4 separate regions of the Homo sapiens genome follow, and all the other regions are linked to region 3. A link is a contact called in ENCODE Hi-C or POLR2A ChIA-PET data. All regions are on one chromosome and are shown on one strand. Each heading gives the region's core, a stretch centred on a gene start or an enhancer-like site at or near the end of the contact. The rest is flanking DNA. Distances are from core to core; before and after follow the strand shown. Region 1 holds the start of DUS2 (dihydrouridine synthase 2). Region 2 holds the start of RANBP10 (RAN binding protein 10). Region 3 holds the start of TMEM208 (transmembrane protein 208). Region 4 holds the start of PSKH1 (protein serine kinase H1).

Region 1 (2,700 bases), core at 22-2,521, 800 kb before region 3:
TTTCATTGGTATTTGATGAAACTAAAACGTTTTCTCCAGATGTTACGAACCTCCCAGAGAGTTAATCCATAAATATTTACCTTATCTCCCACCCCAGGCACTGCAAATTACAGAAAAGATCTGACACCCATTTTCCAGATCTGTTCAAGAAGTATCTGTTGGGCATGGTGGCTCACGCTTATAATCCCATCACTTTGGGAGGCCGAGGTGGGAAGATCGCTTGAGGCCAGGAGTTCGAGACCAGCCAGGCCTACATAGTGAAACCCTGTCTCTACTAAAAACAGAAAAAATTAGCCGGGCGTGGGTGGTGTACGGCTGTAGTCTCAGCTACTTGGGAGGCAGAGGCAGGAGAATCACCTGAACCCAGGAGGTGGAGGTTGCAGTGAGCCGAGATTGCGCCACTGCACTCCAGCCTGGGTGACAGAACGAGACTGTGTCTCAGAAAAAAAAAAAAAAAAAGTGACTCGTATAGTTCTTGTTTTTACAACCCGAATATCTGAATTCAGGTAAAATATTCTGCCTGACCAGGGCTACATGATAAGCCACGTACTTGATCACTTTGTAGGGTCGCAGCACCCTTCTTACTACTATTTTAGGTAATTCAGGTTTCTGACGGGGAAGCCAGTGGAGCTGAGCGGGCTGCAAGAGGGGTGGGTTCTGGATGAGAAGTTGGGACGCGTGACGAGGGAGTAGAGAGTGAACCTTGGCTTAAAAGGAAGGAAAATAACTGTGAAGAAAAGATGACCCAACTTGAAATAAAACCTGAAGACCTTATCTCCCACTTGAGAGAGAGAAGAAGCTGAAAGCCATCAGCTTGCACTCTGGGCTCACAGACAGAGAGGGTGAGGGGTTGAGCCCAGATCTATGACTTCAGACCCCTGTCTCGGCCCCTAGGCCTGATCATTCATTCAAACTCTCAATAAACACGGATTACCAGACCCTGCGCAGGGAACACATCTGGGAAAACAGCTGCAACCTCGGATACCAGCACGGGACAAGCTATCTCAGGGCAATGAGGAACAACTAAAGAGAATCCCAGGAACCAGGTAACCAATCGCCAGAAGCCCTCCGCCCTCATGGTCCATTGGGTCAAGGCCCCACTGCCGCCTCGTATCGCCAGCCTCCAGTCCTGCCTCCACGACGCGCCCTTCCCCAAGGCTGGCCGGGTCTGGATGTCGCCATCCCCTATTCGGAGCTACAGACCTCGCAGCTGAACTCTTAAAAAGAACCTCGCTTCTTCCTCACGGTGCTCCAGCTCCACACACCGTACTGAGCCTCGCCAGCCACCGTACGCGAGGTCGCGGCGCGTCCGTGACGTCACTGATGTGCGCTTCTCCCGCACTAAGGGAAACATGGCTCTAACGCGGCCGGTGCGGCTCTTTTCCCTCGTGACTCGGTTGCTCCTGGCGCCGCGACGGGGCCTCACGGTCCGCAGTCCCGACGAACCCCTGCCGGTGGTGCGCATCCCAGTGGCTCTACAGCGGCAGTTGGAACAGCGGCAGAGCAGGCGGCGGAACCTCCCGAGGCCGGTGCTGGTTCGACCCGGACCGCTGCTGGTTTCGGCGCGGCGGCCGGAGTTGAACCAGCCGGCGCGCCTCACACTGGGCCGTTGGGAGCGCGCGCCGCTAGCCTCTCAAGGCTGGAAGAGTCGACGCGCGCGTCGGGACCACTTCTCCATCGAGCGCGCGCAACAGGAGGCGCCAGCGGTGCGAAAGCTCTCGTCTAAGGGCAGCTTTGCTGACCTGGGCCTGGAGCCCCGTGTGCTGCACGCACTACAGGAGGCTGCGCCTGAAGTCGTTCAGCCCACAACCGTGCAGTCTAGCACCATCCCCTCACTACTTCGCGGCCGCCATGTCGTTTGCGCCGCAGAAACCGGCAGTGGCAAGACTCTCAGCTACCTCCTGCCGCTGCTTCAACGGCTCTTGGGCCAGCCAAGCCTGGACTCCCTTCCTATCCCCGCGCCCCGAGGCCTGGTCCTTGTTCCTTCCCGAGAATTGGCCCAACAGGTGCGGGCTGTGGCCCAACCCTTGGGCCGCTCCTTGGGCCTGCTGGTGCGGGACCTGGAGGGAGGCCACGGCATGCGTAGGATCAGGCTGCAGCTGTCCAGACAGCCTTCAGCAGATGTGCTTGTGGCCACTCCAGGGGCTCTGTGGAAGGCCCTGAAAAGTCGACTGATCAGTCTGGAGCAACTCTCCTTCTTGGTGTTGGATGAGGCAGACACACTGCTGGATGAAAGCTTCCTGGAACTGGTGGACTACATCTTAGAGAAGAGCCACATAGCAGAAGGCCCAGCTGACTTGGAAGACCCCTTCAATCCCAAAGCTCAGTTAGTGCTGGTAGGAGCCACATTTCCCGAAGGTGTAGGCCAGTTGCTGAATAAAGTCGCCAGCCCAGATGCTGTCACCACCATCACCAGCTCCAAGCTCCACTGTATCATGCCTCATGTGAAACAGACATTTCTGAGACTGAAGGGAGCAGATAAGGTGGCCGAGCTGGTGCACATCCTCAAGCATCGTGACAGAGCAGAAAGGACTGGTCCCTCAGGAACTGTTCTGGTGTTCTGTAATAGCTCCAGCACTGTGAACTGGCTGGGATATATTCTGGATGACCACAAAATCCAACACCTAAGGTTGCAGGGGCAAATGCCAGCCTTGATGAGGGTAGGAATCTTCCAGTCCTTCCAGAAGAGCTCCCGAGACA
Region 2 (2,700 bases), core at 199-2,698, 580 kb before region 3:
CCAAAACTAGAAAACGATTTAGCCAAAATTTTTGTTTTAATCCGTATGTATGGCTCTCCAGGCTGATGGAGCTGGTCATATTTTGCAGTACCCAGAGGCTATACACCTGAGTACAGGCAGAAGCTACCCAGAGGATGATCTCTCCAGGCTTCTAAAGTATTTCTTTACTTGTTCAATGGTAATATTACTACTTTATACAGTTGTTGTGAGGATTAAATATGGTACGTAGGCCGGGTGTGGGGGTTCACGCTTGTAATCCCAGTTTGAGAGGTCGAAGTGGGAGGGTCGCTTGAGTCTAGGAGTTCGAAACCAGCCTGGGCAACGTGGTGAAACCTCGTCTCTACAAAAAACAAACGAACAAAGAAACACCCAAAAATTAGCCAAGCGTAGTGGCGCATGCCTGTAGTCCCAGCTACTCGGGAGGCTGAGGTAGAAGGATCGCTTGAGCCCGGGAGGTCGAGGCTGCAGTGAGCCGTAGTAGTGCCACTGCACTCCAGCCTGGGCGACAGAACGAGATCTTGTCTCAAAAATAAAATATTTAAAAATGTGGTATATAAAGCATTTGGCATATAGTACATTCAATACAAGCTGGTTGTTACTAGTAATGATAAAGTGCGCCTACCGTTTTGCTAGCACGTAACGTCTTCACTGGGCTAAATCAGCCCGATTCTAACCATTGACTCTGTGGTGCTGGAGCCCTAGATCAATGGTCAGAGGCCAGCAGGAGGTGCAGAGGTCCGGATCAAGTGCCATTTCCCTCTCTAGAAGTACTCAAACCCTCATCTCTGCCCTCATCCCTGCCAGCGCCTACCTCGACGCGGACGAGAAGCTGTGGTACCGCGACTGCTGGCAGGCCATGACCCACGGGCAGGCGGGCAATCAGCACCCGCGGCCTGGGAAGCTGTGGTAGCGTACAGCCGGTCGCCATGGCGACCAGGCCCCAGAGGCCCCCCCGCGGCGGGGGCGGAGTCAGGGATGCGCCACGCCCCCGAGCCTAGCGCCCGCGGGCTGGGAGTAGGACAAAGTAGCAAAGGTGGACTGGGACCCGGCAGCGGGTGCCCTGAGAGTCAACCACTACAGCCGATTTGACCCCAGGTACCAGAACTGAGGCAGGGGGATGAACAGAGGCCATGGGGAGGGAAGTGTGCTGAGAGGCCGGAGCCGCTTTGCCGGCGGGAATGGTAGTTTTCGGTGTCCCGACGTCTCGATGGGACAGGCTTATGGCTGAGGACGGTTATACTACATCTCCCAGAATTCTCTACCAGCCCGAGTTGCTCCGCCTCTCGAGAGCTCTGCATTGTGGGGTATGGAGTTCGAAATGTGGTAAGGCGTGTCAGTGTCCAAAGAGGGGTGCCGGACTCGGACTCGGTTTCCCTGCGGCCCAGGGAGGCTCACGGGCCATTGGCTGAGCGGGGCGGATCTGGTCCCGCTCCTCCCCGCCCCCAGTGACACAATAGTAGCTCCCTCCAAGATGGCGGCAGCGACGGCAGACCCGGGAGCTGGGAACCCGCAGCCTGGGGACTCCTCCGGCGGGGGCGCTGGGGGCGGGCTGCCGTCCCCTGGGGAGCAGGAGCTGAGCCGGCGCTTGCAGCGCCTGTATCCCGCGGTCAACCAGCAAGAGACTCCGCTGCCGCGCTCCTGGAGCCCCAAGGACAAATACAACTACATTGGTCTCTCCCAGGGCAACCTCCGCGTCCACTACAAAGGTATCGGCCCGTCAGGCTGGGGGGAATTAAGGCTAGAGCGTCCGTGGGGTGGCTCTGCTGCCAGGCCCCCGCCCTATCACCTCCCTTTCCCTGCCTAGGTGCTCCAAGTTAGGGCTTGGCCCTTTCAGGATGTCCAGGGTGGTGAGGCTGAACAGGCCGAGGGCTGACTGCCTGTTCTCTGTCCTGAGACACCTGCCGTCAAGAGAACCGCAACAGGTGTCCAAACCCAGTGCTGGGCCGGACCTTCCACTCCAGGGCCTCCGTGCTTATCCTAGGCTGGCGCCAACGGCAGCGGGACCTTTCGCCACTGCTTAGAAGAAAGGGGTGGTCACATACCTACCATTAGCGTGAGACTCATGGGCTTCCCCACCTGCCAGGCATCCTAGACTGAGCCTGGGGTTCCGTGCTAGAGTTTGGGGGGTGTCTTCCAGGTCGGCCTCATCCTTCTTCCCCTGGCCTCCCAGGTGGGCTGCCTGGATTCTAGAGAGGCTGCCAGCAGCACTTGAGTATCTCTCACATTGCCTCTACCCTTGTTTTGTTTGTATGGGCAGTGTCTCAGGCAGGACTGCTGTTCTCAGGAGGAGGTGAGGCAAAGGTGGAAGGTTTAAGTGTTTATTCAGTTGTCTAATGATTCCTCGGCCTGTGTAAGTGCGTCCTCTGGCCACAGAGGAGTGGAGTTGTCATGGAGGAGTTGCAGAGAAAAATGAGGCTTCCATTTGCATTTCCTTCTGCTGAAATTTCTTACTTGCCCTCTCCTGTTAGGTCATGGCAAAAATCACAAAGATGCGGCCTCAGTGCGTGCCACCCACCCCATACCTGCTGCCTGTGGCATTTATTACTTTGAAGTGAAGATTGTCAGCAAAGGAAGAGATGGGTAAGCCCTTCATGACCACCCTCTTTCCCTGATCATGGAGCTGATCCCTGTGGTCAGAGTTCAGGTCCTTTGGCTGGCACTTGTTGCTGATGTGAGCTGGGGAGCCGCATGGGTCTGGGC
Region 3 (2,700 bases), core at 156-2,655:
AGCTGGCCCCATACACTGCCAGACTAAAGCCCAGGGCCAACTGCAGAGCAAGAATGAGGGTATCAAAGGCCAGCCACTGACCCTACGCACTCATCCACCTCCCAGGATGGAGATACTTACCCAGGCCCAAAATGAGGCAGATGAGTAAAAGAAGACCAACGTCACAAGGCAGTAAATGGCCTGCAAGCAATCACAGGATCAGGTTGGGGTCAGAAGTTACCTCCAAACCATGGGTCTCCCTCAACTCTGACCAAGAATTAGGCCAGGCTGTGGGAGGAGCAAGGTTGTTCTTACAGGGTTGAAGAAAGGGCCCTGCTCCCTGAATCCCAAATACCCACTCTCCTCTGACACCCAACTCAGCCCAGGAAAGAAGCCTTTGTGTACTTGGAGGTAGGAAGAGCTCTCAAATTCAGCTACGACTCACGCCTTCATTTTCTTTGTGTTTTACTAGTTAGCACTTTCTCTGTGCCCAGATCTCTCATTTCTTTTTGACTGGAGCTCTCTTCTAGAGCTTTTTCGGGTACCACTCCTCGTCACCAAGCAGGGCTGAGGACTAGGGAACTGACTATAAGTGGGCATAGAAGCAAGGAGGTAGGCACTTACATTGGCCCCCAGTATGATCCGCAGGTAGAACTTCAGAGTCTCTCTGTTCTCTTCAAATATCTGCTTCTTCCCTCTCGTGCCCACTTTGCCCTTGGGCTGCAGAGGAATGATGAGATGCCGTCAGGAGGCCACGGTCCTCCTCATTCTCCCCACCAGCCTGGTGAGCTATAGAGCTCCATCCGCAACTCAGCCAGGTCCCCGTAGTGCAGAAACCTAGCAAAATCCCTGGGATGTCCACCCATCCTCCAGTCCATTCTGCCTAGGGCTGACGCCATCTCTCCAGCACCCGCAGCTAGGATCAATCGCCTCTTGCTCGCCCTGGAACAATTCAATCCTAAGCTAATACCGCCTCTGGATCCCGTGGTAGTCTGGCTTTAGGCTAACGACTCTTCCAAGGGTACTCCTGAGCGGAGTTGAATGGTGCCTCTCTCAGGCCTCCGCTGGCGTAGTCCCGATCTGGGTTAACCCCCACCTCAGGTCACTTAGATCTCTGGCCTGCCCTGGTACTGATGCCCACCCCGCTCTGGCACTAGTCCTGGTATGGTCCTGCGCCGCCATCCCCCCAGCCCAGCTCTAGCACGGTCTGGCCAGGGATGGCGCCCCGCTCTGGCCCACCCCATATCCCTTAATGTTCTTTCTCAGTTTTCACTCTCACAGCCCCTGGAGAGCTTTGCTGGTGCGGACCCCGCCCTATCCATCCTCCTTACCGCCATGGTGCGAGGCAAATACCCAGCCCGGGAAACACGGGAGAGCGACCGAAACCGCAATCACTAAGCACCACATCGGCAGCTCATGCACTTCCGGCGCAGACCGAAGTCGTCAGCTTTTGCGACGGAAATAGGTCTCACTTCCTTCCCAAGCCCCGCCCCAAAGAGGCGAGACTACATTTCCCAGAAAGCCTTGCGCAGTGGGGGCGGAGGCGGCAGGGATGCGATGGCGGAGTCGCTGCCCCTGGAGGTGAGAGGAAGCCGCCCTCAGGCCTAGCTCTGGACAGGCCCCGCCCTCGCGGTCCTGAGCTTTGGGGAGGGGCTGTCAGATAGCTAGCCCGGCCCCTCCAGCCTGGCGGAAACGACCCGCCCTCCCGATCCCGGGACCTTCTAGCTCTGGGTAACGGTTCCTCCTTTGGGCCACTCTGTCCCTTTAGCTTGGGGGACCGTCCTCCCCTTCCCTATCGGCCCCAGAAGATAGCTGCCCTGTCATCTCCGCGAGAACAGGCCCTCTGCCCATCCCCTTCCCTTGAAGTGGCTGTCTCCTCCCCGCTCAGTTCTGGAAGATGTCCGCTCCATCTCATCGTCCCGAAGGGTAACTGATCTTATCCCCATTGGTCCCTTGGGATGATCTCTCCATTTCCTACAGAGACGGCCGCCCCTTCTCCCTGGCAGTGGGAAACAGACTGCTCCCTCCCCATCAACTGCAATGATCTCTGAGTTCCTTTAACAAGGATAGGCCTGTTCCCCATTCCTAGGCCCCTAGTGATGGCCGCCCTTACCTCTTTCACTCCGTGGGATGTTTGCTCCTTCCCCTTAGCCAGGGGCAAGACCACTCTGCCCCATCTGCCAGGGAGATAACAGGTTTTGTCTTCAGTGGCCTGTTGGAATGGCTTCTCCATCTCTTTTGTCCTGAGGGTTGGCAGCCCCCTCTCTCTGCCCATGGGAAACAGGCCACCCTTTCCCATCGGTCCTGGAATGATGCTCCTGTCCTTAGCAAAAATAGGCCTGTTCCCACCCCTATTGAGCTTGCAGTGCTATCCCTTTCCCCCTTAGCTTTAGGGGCTATCTATTTCCATCCCCATAGACCCCATGAGTGACCAATCATTATCTCCAGTAGCCCCCTTGAGATGGGACTCATGGGATGGTCACTCCATCCTCATCACTGCCTCCTCTTGTCCCTCTAGAAAGGCCACCCTCTTCTTAGGTCAATGAATTGTGTCCCTTCCCGACTCACCCCAAGGGATGACAGGTTTGTTCCCCTCTCCCTTTGCTCTTGGGCTGGCTGCTTAGCCCCAGAAGACAGGATGGCCACTGTCTTAACTCAGCTCAAACAGGCTTCCGTGCCTCCCTGGAGGGATTGGGACTTGGTCAGTCCCAGTCCCCATCA
Region 4 (2,700 bases), core at 26-2,525, 670 kb before region 3:
GTTTCCAACACTGGTAGGTGGTCGGTGGGGTGGAAGGCAGTGTATAGCAAACTGAGAAAACTGCGTTATCTAAAGCACAAGGGGACCAAGCACAGTGGCTCACGCTTGTATTAATAATCTCAATATGTTAGGAGCCTAGGCAGGAGGGTCTCTTGAAGCCAGCTCTGGCAACAAAGCCAGACTCCCTGGCTCTACAAAAAATTTTAAACTTAGCCAGGCGTGGAGGGGAGTGCCTCTTGTCTCAGCTACTCGGGAGGTTGAGGCGGGAGGATCATTTGAGTCCAGGAGTTCAAGGCTGCAGTGAGCTATGAATGAGCCATTGCACTCCAGCTTGGGCAATAGAGGCCTTGTCTCAAAATTAGTAATACTAAAACACAAAGGTATGAAACCAGAGCTAACAGGAGCGCCACACGTTTTAACAACAATAAACTACGTAAAGGGAGCACAGAAGTGCTCCGGTGTTGATTGGCTGGTTAAACCTTCACCAGATTACGAAGAGCCCTGAATGCCTTGCTAAGAAGTGCGGCCTTTGTCCTGAAGGCACTAAGGAACTAGTTTCAGGCAGTGAAGGACTTACTCAGATTTTCAGGTGGGAATTATCACTTCAGCCGCTTTATGGAGGGGGACTAAGTGTGGGGGACTAGGCTTCCCCTTGCAGGTAGAGGAATGACAAGCTTGCCAAGCAAGCAACCCAGCTGGACTCAGACCTGCTATTTCCCAGCCTGCACAAGGAAGCGATCAGCTGCCCCGCCGGCCCCTGGCAGACGCAAAGGAGGGGTGTGGAGTAGGCGCCGGGCGCGAGAAGGCAGTAAGGACAAGGACAACCAGGTTGGATCAACCTGACCCGCTCTGGACGCGGGGCGGCTGAACAGCAAGCAGGCAGGGCAACCGACCACGTCCACCAGGCCCAAGCGGGCCTGGAGACGGGCTATCCAGCACGACAGCACGTTCCGAGGCCAGTCCAGACTCGGACGCCGGGAACCCGAGCAGCCATCGCCCGGCCTGCTCTCCAACCCTGTAGGCCCTGGCGCACGGGGCACGGGCCGACGCTGCAGGCTGACCAGGGGCAGGCCCCGGAGCGCCAGAAAGCGACCACGACCACAGTTCGGCTGCCCCTCCCGCCCGTCGGGCCGTCGTCCTGGGCCGGGCCGCCTCACCTCGCGCGGGCGGCGGGCTCTTCGGCGTCTCGGCGGCTCTGCCGGCCATCTCCGGGCAATGGCAGCGGCCGCCGCCGCCGCCGCCGCCGCCGCCATTCTCGGGCGTTAGCGTCGTGGCGTCATCACAGCGCGCAGCTGACGCCAAAACAAGCCTACGGGGCGGGTCGGGGGCGGGTCGGGGGCGGACTCTCCCGAAACTGGGCTACGCGGCTGGCGGATCTCCGAGCGTGGCCTGCCAATCAACCTCTTCGGGGCGGGGACGGGCACTCTCCTGAAGGGGTGGGTCTATTTGTCGCTCAAAGTAACTTGACCGCTGCCTGCGAGACGGGTCGGTGATAGAAAAAGGAAGGATCGCGGGAAATAGGGAGAAAGTTTCAAGTTTCTGGTTGGGGGAAAGGGGACTCTGTAATGCGAGCTTGGGTAAACAATGCTTTCCAACAGAGGTTTCTGGAAGTGCCTCTGGAACTCCGCAAAGGATAGACTTAATTTTCATTAACAAAATCTATTTTTTAAAACTGCACTTAGAATAATTTCAACACTCCATGTGTTGAATTTGGCCTCCATCAAAGAAGAGATGCAAAGGGTTAATTTGTAGATAGGTGAAGTCAATCTTGGGCCAACTTCTGGACTCATGGTTATTTGTTGTTGTTAATTTAATTTATATGCCGAGTCTGAAAAGCAAGCGGATTTTTAAAAAATTGTTACCATTCACAATGACTTCTCTATAGGATCAGAACTGGTTCACTTTACAGTCAACCCAACTTGGAGGGGTTAAAATAGGTGCTGCAGATGGTAAGTGCATTGTAACCTCCATCCATCTTCCCCATTTCAGTAGCTCTGTATTCAAATCTTTATTGAGTATGTACTTTGCACATGGAACTGTCTTTGATTGACTGTATAAGCTAATGTTATACTTTAAACCTAAAAATAAATTAACACCAATAAAACATTGTCGTCGGCTGGGCGCCACTGCTCACACTTGTAATCCCAGCACTTTGGGAGGCCAAGGCAGGTGGATCACCTGAAGTCAGGAGTTTGAGACCAGTCTGACCAACAAGGTGAAACCCTGTCTCTACTAAAAATACAAAAATTAGCCAGGCTTGGTGGCAGGCTCCTGTAGTCCCAGCTACTCGGGAGGCTGAGACAGGAGAATAGCTACAACCTGGGAGACAGAGGTTGCAATGAGCTGAGATTGCACCACTGCACTCCAGCCTTGGCGATGGAGTGAGACTCCGTCTCAAAAAAAAAAAAAAAATTGTTGTCTATTTTATGTAGTAAGGTTTCTTTCTTTTCTTTTTTCCTGAGATGGAGTTTCGCTCTTGTTGTCAGGCTGGAGTGCAATGGCACAATCTCGGCTCACTGCAACCTCTGCCTCCCAAGTTCAAGCAATTCTCCTGCCTCAGCCTCCCCGAGTAGCTGGGATTACAGGCGCCTGCCACCATGCCCGGTTAATTTTCTTTATTTTTATTTTTATTTTTATTTTTATTTTTATTTTTATTTTTTTTGAGAAAGAGTCTCGCTTTGTCACCCAGGCTAGAGTGCA

Evidence for each region. A loop is a pair of places that touch in the nucleus more often than their neighbours do. ChIA-PET counts read pairs that join two places held with the same protein, here RNA polymerase II (POLR2A). Pooled maps may share reads with other maps.
Region 1: a pooled map shows a loop between it and region 3 (8-fold over the local background). The contact joins the promoter of DUS2 here to the promoter of TMEM208 in region 3. A Hi-C loop is called at or near these places in 1 of 168 maps with a recorded cell type or tissue (heart left ventricle) and 5 of 50 pooled maps. POLR2A ChIA-PET finds 5 or more read pairs at or near these places in 2 of 52 experiments (activated B cell and activated T-cell).
Region 2: a loop to region 3 is called in a pooled map, with 33 times the contacts of the local background. The contact joins the promoter of RANBP10 here to the promoter of TMEM208 in region 3. A Hi-C loop is called at or near these places in 4 of 37 single-sample maps with no recorded cell type and 13 of 50 pooled maps. POLR2A ChIA-PET finds 5 or more read pairs at or near these places in 2 of 52 experiments (Caco-2 and activated B cell).
Region 4: a loop to region 3 is called in a map with no recorded cell type, with 11 times the contacts of the local background. The contact joins the promoter of PSKH1 here to the promoter of TMEM208 in region 3. A Hi-C loop is called at or near these places in 3 of 37 single-sample maps with no recorded cell type and 6 of 50 pooled maps.

What each region holds. Positions count from the first base shown.
Region 1 is chr16:68,021,855-68,024,554 of GRCh38, reverse strand. It overlaps DUS2 (dihydrouridine synthase 2), which reads right to left and starts at 1,271. Exons shown (of 17, transcript NM_017803.5): 1 at 1,204-1,271. It overlaps DDX28 (DEAD-box helicase 28), which reads left to right and starts at 1,323. Exons shown (of 1, transcript NM_018380.4): 1 at 1,323-2,700. The coding sequence starts at 1,353. RefSeq lists enhancers at 1,171-1,410, 1,121-1,871, 1,872-2,622.
Region 2 is chr16:67,805,308-67,808,007 of GRCh38, reverse strand. RANBP10 (RAN binding protein 10) reads left to right here and starts at 1,448. Exons shown (of 14, transcript NM_020850.3): 1 at 1,448-1,706; 2 at 2,469-2,580. The coding sequence starts at 1,472. TSNAXIP1 (translin associated factor X interacting protein 1) reads right to left here and starts at 1,119. Exons shown (of 16, transcript NM_001288990.3): 1 at 812-1,119. The coding sequence starts at 858. RefSeq lists silencers at 890-1,009, 1,510-1,729 and enhancers at 1,150-1,379, 1,085-1,704, 1,705-2,325.
Region 3 is chr16:67,225,835-67,228,534 of GRCh38, reverse strand. It overlaps TMEM208 (transmembrane protein 208), which reads right to left and starts at 1,405. Exons shown (of 6, transcript NM_014187.4): 1 at 1,311-1,405; 2 at 604-699; 3 at 121-180; 4 at 1-40. The coding sequence starts at 1,316. It also overlaps the pseudogene FBXL9P. RefSeq lists an enhancer at 1,253-1,602.
Region 4 is chr16:67,891,829-67,894,528 of GRCh38, reverse strand. It overlaps PSKH1 (protein serine kinase H1), which reads right to left and starts at 1,275. Exons shown (of 3, transcript NM_006742.3): 1 at 1,158-1,275. RefSeq lists silencers at 1,029-1,148, 1,479-1,538.